2 separate regions of the Homo sapiens genome follow, and region 2 is linked to region 1. A link is an interaction called in ENCODE POLR2A ChIA-PET data of the cell type or tissue named here. Cell type or tissue: endothelial cell of umbilical vein. All regions are shown on one strand.

Evidence for each region. Peaks named below come from ENCODE experiments on the same cell type or tissue, not always from the same donor. Only the 100,000 strongest peaks of a DNase experiment are listed, where the experiment ranks them.
Region 2: POLR2A ChIA-PET joins it to region 1 with 5 read pairs; 4 of 35 experiments call an interaction of 5 or more read pairs at or near these places.

What each region holds. Positions count from the first base shown.
Region 1 is chr13:21,016,082-21,018,581 of GRCh38, reverse strand. All of the region lies in intron 2 of LATS2 (large tumor suppressor kinase 2), which reads left to right. Among named protein-coding and RNA genes, the nearest start is that of LATS2, 44 kb to the left of the region's middle. RefSeq lists an enhancer at 879-1,018. In endothelial cell of umbilical vein, no CTCF peak of the experiment used is centred here; DNase peaks (open chromatin) are centred at 1,051 and 1,411; H3K27ac peaks cover 1,844 bases.
Region 2 is chr13:21,087,840-21,090,339 of GRCh38, reverse strand. No RefSeq gene overlaps it. Among named protein-coding and RNA genes, the nearest start is that of LATS2, 28 kb to the right of the region's middle. In endothelial cell of umbilical vein, no CTCF peak of the experiment used is centred here; no DNase peak of the experiment used is centred here.

The DNA.
Region 1 (2,500 bases):
CAGGGAAGCGACCACAGTCTTCCTGGACCTGCTGCGCAAGCAGGGTGTGGTCTGCCAGGGTGGTCCTGCTTGTCCTTTCATCAAAGGCCAGGTGGACCCAGCTGGAGCCAGCCCTTCCCCTTCTGAACTCTAGCTGCCTCATGCAGTACTTTTCATCTGCCCCAGGGCAGAATTTTGTTTTTCCATGTCAACCCTTGTCTCCTCATCTTGCCAGATGGACAGTAGCATGCCCCTCAGTATTGCCACATACCTCGCCCAACACCCACGTCACAAATGTCCTGTGTAGGGTAGTGTGGTCTGTCCCAAGTCTGAAGGAAACTTGCCTTCACTTATTTTCATACAGTATTTTTTAATTAAGTGTTTACTTTCTAAGTGAATTCTAAGTATTTTACACCTGCCTGAAGGAATGCCTTAGGTTTTAGAGACCTCCTTGAACTGTCAGTTTACATGTATTCTACCTAAAAGTCTCAGATCAAAACTAGCCAGTGATCCTACGTGTTACTGAAGCTGAGTGACATTGATTCAGAAGAATGAAACTAAATTGGCCTCACATTTCCCACTTCCATATGGTAGCTTTAAATTTGGAGGATATAAAGAAAACCATGGCACCTAATTGAAGGGATAGTCTCACATTATTAGTATGAAGAAATGAATCAGGCTGGACATGCTGGTTCACGCCTGTAATCCCAGCACTTTAGGAGGCCAAGGCAGGCGGATCACCTGAGGTCAGGAGTTCAAGACCAGTCTGGCCAACATGGTGAAACCCCATCTCTAGTAAAAATATAAAAATTAGTTGGGTGTGGTGGTGGGCGCCTGTAATTCTAGCTACTTGGGAGGCTGAAGCAGGAGAATCACTTGAACCCCGGAGACGGAGGTTGCAGTGAGCTGAGATGGTGCCACTAACCCCAGCCTGGGTGACAGAGTGAGACTCCATCTCAAAAACAAAAAAAAAAAAAGAAAGAAATGAGTCATCTTTTGAAGGGAAGGCACTGGTTGCTGATGACACCCAAGCATTTTTTAGTGAAGTGGTTTTCAGACTACACAGTAAGATCCTTGAGTAGATCAAATAATCAGTTTTGTGGGTTGCACATAACAATGTAAAGAATCATCCAGGTGTGGTGGCTCATGCCTGTAATCCCTGTACCTTGAGAGGCCGAGGCTGGTGGATCGCTTGAGGCCAGGAGTTTGAGACCAGCCTGGGTAACATAGCAAGACCCCATTTCTACAAAAATTAAAAACAAAAAAAAGAAAAAGGATTGCATCACCTCTATGTAAGGGAAGTGTTTTTATGAAATTGTGAGTCATAGTACAAAAGAAAAAAACTACCAAACATCAGTAAAACACAGCTCTAGATAGAATGCTAACTTTTTCTGCACAGTTGGATGATTAATGGCTATCGTCCGTTTTATTTCACTGTGCTGGCTGCCATTCAAGTGCCAGGCGCTTTGTTCATGGCTGGTCACCTCCAGTAACCACCACTGGGATGCTTCCCAGTCCTTAGAAATCTGGGTAAGAAGCACTAATGAAGATGAATTTGTTTCCGGTTCTGCCATATTTTCCTCTGTGGGAGTTGTTATGAATGTTTTTTTCTCATAAGTGATTTGATGCTGTAATCCCTCTTATGTCTGAGAACAGATGCATGGCCATGGATCGGGCAAGTTGGTTTTACTTATCTTTGGGGAACCGGACTTAACAACAGGAACAAGGTAGGCAGTTAAGGACTCTGCCGTGATAAAGAGAGTTAGTTCAGGTGTTGTGTGGAGTTTTATTAGTGAGAGGTTTTCTGATGAATTTCACAGTGGGAAATTAACAAATCAGTTGCCTGCCCTTGGTTTGGAAAAGCACTTGGTTTTTGCTCTGGGTTGCCTGAGAGGCTGCTCTTGGCGCCTTGGTATTTGCAGCAGAGAGCTGCTGTTTCCTGGGGGTTGGCTGGGGTGAAGTGTAAGAAATTTCATATCAAGTCTCTTAGAGAGCTTTCTGGCCGTTTTTAAAGGAATGAACTGGCTGAGCATGGTGGTTCATACCTGTAATTCCAGCACTTTGGGAGGCCGAGGCAGGCAGATCACTTGAGGTCAGCAGTTTGAGACCAGCTTGGCCAACATAGTGAAACCCTGTCTCTACTAAAAATACAAAAATTAGGCATGGTGGTATGTACCTATAATCCCAGTTACTCAGGAGGCTGAGGCAGGAGAATTGCTTGAACCTGGGAGGCTGAGGTTGCAGTGAGCCGAGATCACGCCACTGTACTGAGCCTGGGTGACAGAGCAAGAGTCTGTCTCAAAAAAAATAAAAATAGGCCGGGTACGCTGTCTCATGCCTGTAATCCCAGCACTTTGGGAGGCCAAGGTAGGTGAATCACCTGAAGTCAGGAGTTCAAGACCAGCCTGGCCAACATGGTGAAACCCCGTCTCTACAAAAATAAAAATTAGCTGGGCATGATGGCGAGTGCCTATAATCTCAGCTACTCGGGAGACTGAGGTGAGAGAATCGCTTGAACCCA
Region 2 (2,500 bases), 72 kb before region 1:
AGGTTGCAGTGAGTGGAGATCGCGCCGCTGCACTTCAGCCTGGGTGACAGAGTGAGATTCCAACAAAAGAAAAGAAAAGAAGAGAGAGAGAGAAAGAAAGAAAGAAAGTCCTGTTAACTTTATTAAATGCATTTTAAATTAAAGGTGCTTGCTGATTGACACCCTCTGATTAACTTTTATTTACTATAGTAAGAACATTTAACATGAGCTGTACTCTTAGCAGATTTTCAAGCATGCAATACAGTATTGTTAACCACGGGCACAATGTTGTACAGCAGATCTCTAGAACTCAGTCATCCTGCATAACTGAAACTTTATACCCTTTGAAGGGCAACTCCACATCTCCTCCTCCTGCAGCTCCTGGCAACCACCATTCTACTCTCCACTGCTTTTTTTTTTTTTGAGATGAAGTCTTGCTCTGTCACCCAGGCTGGAGTGCAGTGGCACAATCTCACCTCACTGCAACCTCCGCCTCCTGGGTTCAAGCGATTCTCCTGCCTCAGCCTCCCAAGTAGCTGGGATTACAGACACCCGCCACCGGGCCTGGCTAATTTTTATATTTTTAGTAGAGACAGGGTTTCACCATGTTGGCCAGGCTGGTCTTGAACTCCTGACCTCAGGCAATCCGCCTGCCTCCGGCTCCCAAAGTGCTGGGATTACAGGCGTGAGCCACCGTGCCCACCCCTCTACCCTCCACTTCTACAAGTTTGACCATTTTAGATCCCTCATGTTGTAGAATCATGCCACATTTATCCTTCTGTGACCAGCTTGTTTCTCTTAGCTTCATGTCCTCAAGCTTCATCCATATTGTCATACATTGCAGGATTTCCTTCTTTTTAAAGGCTGAGTGATATTGCATTGTATGTGTGGATCATACTTTATTTATCCATCCATTCATTGATGGACATCAGGTTGTTTCCACATCTTTTTGTTGTTGTTGTTTGTTTTGTTGTTTGTTTTATTTTTGAGAGAGGGGTCTTGCTATATTGCCAAGGCTGTTCTCGTCCTACTGGGTTCAAGCAATTCTCTGGTCTCAGCCTCCCGAGTAGCTGGGATGACAGGCACTGGCCACCATGCCCGGCTCTTTCTCCATCTTGGCTTTTGTGAATAGAGCTGCCATAATGTAAGAGAGCAAATATTTCTTCAAGATCCTAATTTTAACTCTTTAGGATAAATATCCAAAAGTGGAACTGCTGAGTTATATGGTGGTTCTATTTTTAATTTTTTGAGAAACTCCACATGATTTTCCATAGTGGCTACACTATTTTACATTCCCACCAAGAGTGTGGAACAGTTCCAATTTCTCCACATCCTTGCTAATACTTATCTTTTTATCTTTTAAAAAATAGACATTTTTAGCCAAGTGCTAAGGCTCAAGCCTGTAATCCCATCATTTTGCGAGGCCAAAGGAAGAGGATAGCTTGAGATCAGGAGTTCAAGATCAGCCCTGGCAACATAGTAAGACCCTGGTCTATACAAAACAAAAGAAATTAGCTGGGTGTGGTTGAGGCTGCAGTGAGCCAAGACTGCACTACTGCACTCTAGCCTGGGCAACAGAGTGAGACCCTGTCTCAAAAATTAACATAAATAAATAAATAAATAAATAAATAAATAAATAAATAATAAAATAGCCATTCTAACAGCTGCCAGGTGATATCTTACTGTAATTTTGGTTTTCATTTCCCTGATGATTAGTGATGTTGAGCATCTTTTTATGCACCTGTTGGCCATTTGTATGTCTTCTTCGGAGAAATGTCTATTCATGTTTTTCTGGCCATTTGAAAATTAGGTTATTTGTTTTTTTGTTATTGTGTTGAAGATGTTTCTTAAATATTTTTTATATTAACCCCTTATCAAATACATGGTTTGCAAATATTTTCTCCTATTCCATAGGTTGACTTTTCACTGTGTTGTTGTTGATTCCTTTGCTGCATAGAGGCTTTTTAGTTACATGTAGTTCACTTATTTAATGTTGCCTTTGTTGCCTGTGCTTTTGGTGTCATACCTCAGAAATTATTGCCAAGACCAATGTCATGAAGATTTTCCCTATGTTTTCTTCTAGAAGTTTTACAGTTTCAGGTCTAATGCTTAGTTATTTAATCCACGTTGAGTTAATATTTGTGTATGATATAAGTTAAGGGTTCAGTTTCATTCTTTTGCATGAGGATATCCAGTTTTTATAGTATCATTTATTGAAGAGACTATTATTTCCCCATTGTGTATTTTTGGCATCCTTGTTGAGAATCAGTTGATCCTATAAGGGTGGGTTTATTTACAGGCTCTCTATTCTGTTCCATTATACTATATTTATGTCACTATGCTAATACCATGCTATTTTAATAATTGTTTATCTAAAATATATTTTGAAACCAGGGAATGTGATGCCTCCAGCTTTTTTCTTCCTCAAGATTGTTTTGTCTATTCCAGATCCCTTGTGGTTTCATAGGAATTTTAGGATTTTTTTTTTCTAATTCTGTGAAAAACACTATTGGGATTTTGA